2 separate regions of the Homo sapiens genome follow, and region 2 is linked to region 1. A link is an interaction called in ENCODE POLR2A ChIA-PET data of the cell type or tissue named here. Cell type or tissue: PC-9. All regions are shown on one strand.

Evidence for each region. Peaks named below come from ENCODE experiments on the same cell type or tissue, not always from the same donor. Only the 100,000 strongest peaks of a DNase experiment are listed, where the experiment ranks them.
Region 2: POLR2A ChIA-PET joins it to region 1 with 5 read pairs; 3 of 35 experiments call an interaction of 5 or more read pairs at or near these places.

The regions. Positions count from the first base shown.
Region 1 is chr1:44,338,563-44,343,562 of GRCh38, reverse strand. ERI3 (ERI1 exoribonuclease family member 3) reads left to right here. Exons shown (of 9, transcript NM_024066.3): 3 at 4,241-4,518. Among named protein-coding and RNA genes, the nearest start is that of ERI3, 14 kb to the left of the region's middle. RefSeq lists an enhancer at 3,401-3,902. In PC-9, no CTCF peak of the experiment used is centred here; no DNase peak of the experiment used is centred here.
Region 2 is chr1:44,530,328-44,535,327 of GRCh38, reverse strand. All of the region lies in intron 2 of RNF220 (ring finger protein 220), which reads right to left. Among named protein-coding and RNA genes, the nearest start is that of MIR5584, 13 kb to the left of the region's middle. In PC-9, no CTCF peak of the experiment used is centred here; a DNase peak (open chromatin) is centred at 3,077; H3K27ac peaks cover 2,143 bases.

The sequences.
Region 1 (5,000 bases):
TTTGAAGATTACAGGCTGGTTATTGTTTAGATTGTCTCTCAATTAGGGTTTGTGTGACATTTTCTCATGATTAGATTTAGGTTGTGTAGCTTCAGGAATATAACAGAAATGATGCTTTGTTCTTCTCGTCGTGTGATTTTGATTTATCCCATTATTGATAATGTTCACTTTGATCACTTGATTAAGGTGATGTCTGCCAGGCTTCTCCATCATAAAATTACTACTAGTTGTAATTAATAAGTATTTTGTGGGGTGATACTTTGAAACTATGTAAATATCTCACATCAAAGTTTAATTTTATTGATTTATATCTTTATGGACTCATGGTTTTCTATTCAGTGCATTATAATCCATTACTATCATTGTTTCTTGGCCAGTGGGTGGCTTCTGTATCCTTTTGGTATGTTCCCATCATTATTTGGGTGTTTCCTTGCTTTCTGATACAAGATGTTATGCGCTCATCTTGTATTTCTCTTGCTGCATCCCTGGAATCAGCCATTTCTCTAAGGACCTCTGTTTCTTTTAGTGGGGAATGGTATTTAGAAGGCAACTGGGGCTGGGTGCTGTGGCCCATGCCTGTAATCCCAGCACTTTGGGATGCCAAGGTGGGAAGAACATTTGAGCCTAGGAATTTAAGACCAGCCTGGGCAACGTAGTGAGACTCTTATCTCTACAAAAAAAAAAAAAAAAAAAAAAAAAAAAAAATATATATATATATATATATATATATATATATATATATATATATATTAGCTGGATGTGGTGGCACATGCCTGTGGTCCAAGCTACTTGGGAGGCTGAAGTGGGAAGATTGCTTGAGCGTGGGAGTTCGAGGCTGCAGTGAGCTATGATTGTGCCGCTGCACTGCAGCCTGGGCAACAGAGCAAGACCCTGTCTTCAAAAAAAAAACAAGAAGGCAATGGAGTGCTAGGTGTGCTCATTGCCATTGTTACTGCTCCCTGGCTCTTCCTTAAATAGAGCTAGAAAATATATATGCATATGTGTGTATATTTGTGTGTGTGTGTGTATCCATCTATCTATCTGATACACATCTAATCAGAAACCATGAGTTCACATTCTTCCTGCCAATTCCAATCCAACACCACAGATTTTCTCCCTTTCCATATTTTAACTCCTTTCTCTTAACAGTGAGAAACCTGGGTCCCATTATGCTTAATATATGCACTTCTTTGATCAGTTCCTCTGTAGGTAGCTAATCCTCATTACTGCCACTGCCCTTTACCCTTCATGAGTGCCTCTTTTACCCTGCGTGTGTCACCCCACATCAGACTGCCAGCCGACATGGATGCTCTCCACATCCCCCTCGGCTCTGACATGCTGCACCACACCTTCCCACTTCTGCAAGGATGTCTTCCTCACCCTGCCTGGGCTCTGACAGTGTCCCCCAGACCTCTCTGGCTCACCCTACTCCACCCGTTGTAGATATCTGCCCTCTTCTGCTGCACCTAATGGCTTTAGGATTGAGTTTTTCAGGAAGGGAAGAGGAAGAGCTACCCTCTGTTTCTTGACTTGAACTGAGCTTGGTTGTTAGAAGTAAGGGAAGTGTGGAATCCAGTAACTGCTGATATGTGGAGGCCTGACCTCCTAATGTCTACTCTCAAGACTTCCTACGAGAGAAGTTTTTTTGTTTTGTTTTGTTTTGTTTTGTTTTTGAATTATGGTCTTGCTCTGTCACCCAGACTGGAGTGCAGTGGCTCCATCACAGCTCACTGTAGCCTCAACCTCCTGGGCTCAAGTGATCTTCCTACTTCAGCCTACCAAGTAGCTGGGACTACAGGCATGCAGCACCCCGCCTGGCTAATTTTTAATTTATTTTTTGTAGAGATTGGGTCTCACTATGTTTCCCAGGCTGGTTTCGAACTCCTGGGCTCAAGCAATACTTCTGCCTCAGCCTCCCACAGTGCTGGGATTACAGGTGCAGTCACTGTGCTTGGCCAAAAGAAGCTTTTTGATGTAGATGAAATCAGGTGAGAAAGCAAGGCCTGCAGGCAAGAGGACCACTGGCCATCAGAATAGGGTATATATAGTATGCTCTGTCAGAGGTCTGGAGCATTTTAGGGTTGCAGAAGACATCGATATTACTCTCTGAGGCTGCCTTATGAATTAATTGGATTTGTAGGCCCAGAATCTGGGGATCCAGGCTTGGCCAGGTGGGCATAGCCCAATAGGATAGTAGTAATAACATTAGGATAATATATATTAGGCTGTTATATGCCAGGCACTGGTCTTAGTGCTTTACATGTGTTGTCTCATTTTGTTCTCACTTAAGGAGTAGGTGCTATTGTTATTGTCATTTTACAGATGAGGAATTGAAGAACACAGCATGCCCAAGGTGCCATGGGTAGTAAGTGGTAAAGCTAGGATTCAAACTTGGAAGCCCTCCTTACTCATCATGCTTAATTGCTTATAGTATTTGGTAGACAGGATTGACTGACTGTATATACTACGCATATTCTGTGCACACTGTAGAACATTAGGACTTTCAGAAGTCTTTACACTTTTTTATGGGGTTAGAGAAGAGTCTAAGTCCTTGAGGGACTTTGGATCCAAACTAGAATGGGTAATTTGAGCAGACTGGTGTCTTCCATCTCATTAAGGCTTCCAGTACTATTCAGGAATAGGCGATGAGAAGATTCTGGCTTTCAAAGGGATATTGGCCCTCTTGCCCTTCCAGGAGACTCCATATTGAAACTCAAGCCAGCGTTTGTCTACCTGGGCTGAGTTTTGGCTGTATTTTTGGTGAGGCTATAAAGCAGTGGTGAAAACAAGTGCTGTGCTTGTGCAGGATCCATGAAGAACTTAAAATATTTTTTGGTCTTAGCTCCACTGAATCCCCCTGAAATCTCATTATAGGGATAGGGAAATTGAGGACCTACACTAGCGTATATCCTACTATATATATAGGCAAGTTACTGTAGCTCATTCAGTGAGTCAGGAGAGAGATGGGAAGACAGCCATACTTGGCATTATCTGCTTCTGTTCAGGTGGTAGTGGCCTCATTGCCTTTGAGTACGCGCTGGACTTCACAGGGTGCTATCCCTCTACCCTATGTGAAGGGAGCCAGGTGCCCACTTGCAGCCATCAGAGGCAAGCCTTTGGTTGTGTTGGAATGAGGCTTCGGAAAGCACAAACTATGGCCATTACTGTATTGTACAGTGAGATTTCTTATTTGAGGATTAAAGTTGAGAGAAATTTGAATGTTGAGTATTAAAGGGAGAAAGACAACATTTCTGCTTTGTTCCTTTTTTCTTTTTAAGGAAGTTTGAGTTATTCGTGAGTAAAACTTAGGCTTTGATTTTTGTATTTAGTTAGGCCTCTGAGGAGCAGGCATTCTGCAAATTTAAGGGGAAAACTTAAAGGAAAAGTGATTTGATTTTTTTTTTTTTTTTTTTGCACATGTTCACTCAGAAAACTTTACTAGACTTTTAGCCATGTTCCTATTACTGCCACATCTGGGTTTTCTTTTTCTTCCCTATTTAAAAAGTCCCGCAGTCATTCAGGGCCTCGAGTAGAGACCGAGTCTAAGGCAGCAAATGAGAAGGCCTAAGGCTGCAGCCAGCTGTGCTCTCCAGGCACTGTTCATTCCCCCAGGGTGCCACTTACTAGTGTGGGGGTTGGGGGATCACCAGAATGTCAGAGCAAACCCCTGTGATTCGCTTTGTTTGCCTTCACCTTGGGAGAGGGGAGGAGGGTATGTGGAGACATCAAGATACAGACTGGAAAGCCAGGGGCAAATGGCTCCTAGTGGAGCTGAGAAAAGAACCTTGGACATTTTCTGCTGCTTGTCTGAGTCTACTTAGCTTCCAGGACTCATTGTACAACAGGGTCACCTCACGTTACTTTGGACCCATAGCTTTAATGTTAACTGTTGCCACCTGAGAAGTGACTGCACAATTTTTCTCTCTTCTCTCTTTTGAACTTTAGAGCTCCATTTAAAGATGCAGGCCAGTGTTGCATGTTGTTTTGAGAATGATCTGGGAGACTCAGAGCTGTAATAATGCTGCAGGTGCTGCTATTAGGGTCTTGAACTTTAGTAACGAATACTATGATTTAGAAAAGGGGCCCAGAAACACTGGGGAGTGGCCCATGTTGCGTGGATATTCCTGAAGACTAGATGGAACAGGGCCACAGTGGGAGGGAGTAACCCAGGCTCTCTGTTCTTTTTTTTTTTTTCTTTCTTTTCTTTTTTTTTTTTTTTTTTAAACTTTCCTCCCCTAAGTTTTAGATGCTTCTGGATGTTCAATGCTAGCACCTTTACAGACTGGAGCAGCTCGATTTTCTTCGTATTTACTTTCAAGAGCAAGAAAAGTGCTGGGCTCCCACTTATTTTCTCCCTGTGGTGTTCCGGAGTTCTGCTCCATATCCACCAGAAAGCTGGCGGCCCACGGCTTTGGCGCATCCATGGCGGCAATGGTGTCCTTCCCTCCCCAGAGGTATCACTACTTTTTAGTGCTGGACTTTGAGGCCACGTGCGACAAGCCACAGATTCATCCTCAGGTAACTGTTCCATCATTGCTTTAGAAAAGGTGGGGGGGGCAAGGAGGGAGGGAGGATAGTTTTGCTTCCTGGGACACAAAGGAGCTTTCTCATGCCTTCCTGTCTTTTAGCTACTCATTTAGAGTTCCTGTCTAGGAAGCAGGACTTGTTTCAGGTATGCTAGTGTAAGGTAGACCTGAGAAGTCTCTGGAGAGAACTGGGTACATTGTTTCTCTCTAGTCTCAGCTTTTGGGAATCAAAATATTTCCTTCTCCCGTCCTTCCTTTCTCTGTTCTCTTCTTTCCTCCATTCTCCTGCTACTGCCACTTGTTCCTTTAAGGAGTGCTATAGTAGCTGGCCTCCAAGATGACCTCAATGATTCTTAACTCCTGCTATTCACACCCTTGGTAGTTCCCCTCCTGCACTGAATCAAAGATATTCCTGTATAGCTAATAGAATACAGTGGAAGAGATAATGTACGACTTCTGAGGGTAAGTTATAAA
Region 2 (5,000 bases), 190 kb before region 1:
TTCTACTAAAAATACAAAAATCAGCTGGGCATGGTGACATGTGCCTATAATCCCAGCCACTTGGGAGGGTGAGACAGGAGAATCGCTGAACCCAGGGAGGCAGAGGTTGCGGTGAGCTGAAATCGTGCCACTGCACTCCAGCCTGGGTGACCGAGTGAGACTCTGTCTCAAAAAAAAAAAAAAAAAAAAAAAGAAGAAGCTGCCTCCTGAAGCCCCTCCTCACACAGAAGGAAATGTAATGAAGTTGTTCCCCCAGTTCCCAGCCCCTACCCCCGATGAAGCCAGAAAGCTTTACTCCTCCTACGGAGATTAGCAGTAACTTGCTCCCTGGTCACAACGAGTCTGGACAACTCAATAGCTCCCCCTTTCCCGCTCTAAATAGCATCTCCACTTGAAGAGCTTAAAAACATTTAGTAAATTTCTGTTCCAGGTATGTTCTTTGTTGTTTTAGTTCTCTCCAATCTTTAAATGTCTGTCCGTATCAGATAACAAATGACTAGAGACGTAATGATTTGACTATTTTCTAATGGGTGTGCTTTGATGTATCACAGACTTGAGGTTAACGAACTGGAGGATCACCTTTCTCTTCCATATACAATTCTAGGTTTCATAATTCGGCTATTATGATGGCAACCATGATGATGATGATGGCAGTGATGATAAAGGAATGACCACCTCATTCTGATACTTGATAATCCCCAAATCTAAGGAAAGAACAATGGGCTGAAAGGCCATTAACATCTCCAAACCAGATTAAATGCCAATGCTTTGTCAAAGTCCAGCAGTGAAGAAGTGATATTTGGTATTTAGATGCAATCGTAATTTGAATTGACTAAAGAATCAAGTTCAGGGAGAAGGGAGGGATAGCATTAGGAGATATACCTAATGCTAAATGACGAGTTAACGGGTGCAGCACACCAACATGGCACATGTATACATATGTAACAAACCTGCACACTGTGCGCATGTACCCTAAAACTTAAAGTATAATAATAATAAAATTAAAAATAATAATAATAATAGAAATGTAAAAAAAAAATCAAGCTCAGGCCAGGTGCAATGGCTCACACCTGTAATCCCAACACTTTGGGAGGCTGAGGCGGGAGGATTGCTTGAGCGCAGGAGTTCGAGACCAGCCTGGCCAACATAGCGAAACCCAACCTCCATGCACAAAAAGTAAACAAAATTAGCCAAGCATGGTGGCACATACCTGTAATCCCAGCTACTCAGTTGGCTAAGGCACAAGAATCACTTGGACCCGGGAGGCCAAGGTATAGTAAGTTGAGATTGTGCCACTGCACTCTAGCCTGGGCAACAGAGCAAGAGTCTGTCTCAATAAAAATAATCAAGTTCAGACTCTTCAGCTGATCTTCCATGAAGTGGCACCCACCTCCTTCTTCGGGCTCATCTCCTAGGCCCTACCTCTATGTCCTTGCAATGCTGACTTGGGTCAAATTCCCCCTAAAAATGGATGCTTTCTTTTACCTCTCTGCTTTTGCTCATTCTGATCCCTCTACTTAGAATGCTTATCCACTTTTTTCCAGTGCCAACTCCTCCTAACTTGGGTCAGGTGCTATCTCCTGCAGAAGCCTTTTCTGACAGTCCATCCCTTGTCTGATCTAGGTGACCCTTCATGTGCTGGAAGCACCCTGTACTTCTATCTCATGTCAATCAATAGCTTTTGAACCTCTTCAGGGCAGGTGTCTTATTCTTTGTGGTCCCTGCAACTCAGTATGAAGTACTGGCCGAAAGCAAGTACTTAATACATGTTTCTATCTATTCCATAGTTTGGGAGAACCAACCTGGACTAAAACTTTATTTCTTTTTCTTTTATTTTTTCTGAGACGGGGTCTCACTCTGTTGCCCAGGCTGGAGTTCAGTGGTGCCATCAGGGCTCACTGCAGCCCTCCTAGGCTCAAGCAATCCTCCTGCCTCAGCCTCCCAAGTAGCTAGGACTACAGGCATGCACCACTATGCTCAGCTCATTTTTCTGATATTTTTTAGAGATGAGGTCTCACTATGTTGCCCAGGCTGATCTCAAACTCCTGGGCTCAAGTGACCCTCCCACTTTGGTCTCCCAAAGTGCTGGGATTACAGGCGTGAGCCACCATGCCCAGCCTGGACTTAAAGCTTTAAACTCACACCAGTATGCTGACCTAGAGCCTTCAGCAGACTTTCGTTTACTCTCCCCTTTAGGACTCAAAGCTGGGCAGTTCTTTCCAAGACCAAAGAGAGGGGGCAAACCCTCATGTCTGTGACATTGGAAGTCCACCATTTTATTGCCATCTATTTCCTCCTTCCTTTTAGTCTGGTCTTTAAAGGTGCAAGCAGGGACTGACCAGGTCCAGGGACTCAGTGGCTCAATCCTACAGAGCAACGCAGCTGCACCGACTTCCCCTAGGGAGCTGGAGCTCCCCTCTTCCTCCCCTGCTGTGACAAGAAGGTCTTCAGGGGCAGGACCATTCAGCAGAAAGCCTCAGTATACCCTTCTGCTTTGAGCTGTTCCCATTTGCAGGAGACACAGGTGGATAGCAAATAGATGACTGGTGTTTTTCATAAGATTGCTGTGGGGCTTAACGGAGATAATGAAGGCAATGCTCCTATCACTGCATCAGTCATACAACAAGCACTCAAGTCCTACTGTTCTGCTCCTCCTTCCCCTTTGAAAGGCACACTGTTATAATTCAAACAAAACAGAACAAAGCAAGGCTTTGAAGTCATAAAACAATTCGGCCTCTTATAAGCTATTCAACTTTGCAAAAGTTGCTTCCCTTTCTTAACTTCAGCTTTCCCACCTGCAAAATGAGCTCATAATGCTCACCCACAGTTTTAATAAGGAATAAACCACGTGATAAAAGATGCCAAAATACACATATGTCTGAAGTGTCCACCTCTGGTATATAGTGGGGACTCAATAAATAGTAGAAGTAAGGATAACAATAAATGTAAGAGTCTGAATTTCTATCTAAAAAAACAGCATAAGGACAGGATGAAAGAGACATGACTCAGCAATGAGACAAGGTAGGGGTTTTAGTTGATAAGGTCAGTATGAGTCAGCAGCTAATGTGACTTCCAGCCGCATTCATAAAGTGGTGACAGGCTCACCCTGCTGTGTCCTGGTTTGGCCACCTTGGACAGGGCAGGTCTGGGCACCATTCTTTGTGAGCTCAAAATAATAATAAATGTATGTGAAGGCCCGTTGTAAACCATAAAGAGCGTACATATGTAAAACATCATTATGAATCATCAGCAGTAGAGTATTAATTGAGAGAGAGGTCATCTGCACTGACTTTAGAGGGATAAAGCAGTACAGTAGAAGGGGGAGTGAGACTCAGCACCTTAGAAAAAAGGGGGGCAGAAAGAGGAGGCTTAGAGAGGGGTGACACAGGCAGAGGAAGCTGATTCTTGTATGTCCCCTATGAGCCAAACCAAGAACAGTTGGTGAAAGTTAAAGCTAGTTTAGGCTCATTTTAAGAAAGTATTTTCTAACAATCAGAGTACTGCTTTGAAGAATAATGAGCTCCCCCTCATAAGAGGTATTCAAGCAGTGATTGGATGATAATTGGTCCTAATGGAGGGAATTCAAACATGGAAGAAGAGACCAGATCATCTTGAAGGGCTCTTCTGACCCCAAAGTGTCATGGCTTTGGGGGCTGTCTTTCTCCTGTTCTCTCTCATCACAGGGGAAGGGAAAAGTCAGAAATCTTCAATTTAATAACTGATCTGATATTCCTCAAACACCCACTACCTGCCAGGCATTGTGCTAGCTGCTGAGAAAATAAGCAAAAATAAGGAAAAGACTTTGGCCTCTGTGCTCTTACAGTCTAATGGGGTTAACTGGCAAAGAGCTTTGGACACACATCAGAGAGAGCAACTAAATGCTTGGAACGGAGTGAGTCCACCAGGGAGATGATACTGGAGCTGAGTTTTGAATAAATAATCTTCCTAGATGGAAAAGGGAAATAACAGGACAACAGGTAGAAAGGACAAGACCTGCAAAGCCATGGAATCATGGAAAAGCAGACAAAGTTTAGGGGAAGATGAGCTGCATGAGAAATGGGACAGAAGAAATAGTTTGGGCTGGATTGTGAAGCACTTAGTGAAACTTCTGGAGGACCCCGGATTTACCTTGAGGATTACAGGAAGCAAGGGAGGAATCTACAAAGAGCAGCCCAGTCACACCTGTGTTTTAAAAGGGTTTGGATCATAATTCTGAAAGACACAATCCTGAATGCCATAATTCTAAATGTTGACATCCCAAAAGATCAAAATCCCTAAACGTAAATCTCTAATGTCCAAAATCTCCAAGATCACAATCACAGGTTAGTTTTCTTTCATTATTTTATTTTATTTTATTATTTATTTAAGACGGAGTCTCACCCTGTCACCCAGGCTGGAGTGCAATGGCGCAATCTCGGCTCACTGCAACCTCTGCCTCCTGGGTTCAAATGATTCTCCTGCCTCAGCTTCCCAAATAGCTGGGATTACAGGAGTGCACCACCATGCCTGGCTAATTTTGTATTTTTAGTAGAGACAGGGTTTTACCACGTTGGTCAGGCTGGTCTTGAACTCCTGACCTCATGATCTGCCCACCTAGACTCCCAAAGTGCTGGGATTACAGGAGTGAGCCACTGTGCGTGACCAGTTCTTTCACTATTTTAAATTGTCAGCATTATTTGCTATAATTTGCTGTGCTACGTATTTCATCTTTGCATCATTTCCAATACTGGAGGTATAAATTGTGTAGAGACTTTTAAGAGAGTTGTAATTCTTTTTATGCTTTTTTTTTTTTTTTTGCAGATTTGACTCCATGAAAGTGCATTATCACAATGTTGATTTTGTGTATCAGCATTGCGCATCTACGTAAAAATGTTGAAACTTCCTCAGTAAATGACGAGATGTCCTTTTTGTACATCTGCATTTGTGAAAGACAAAATTTCTTGAGATCTCTGCTCTTTGGGTGACTGCATATGTGGTGGTGACCCACAGTGGTAACCCAT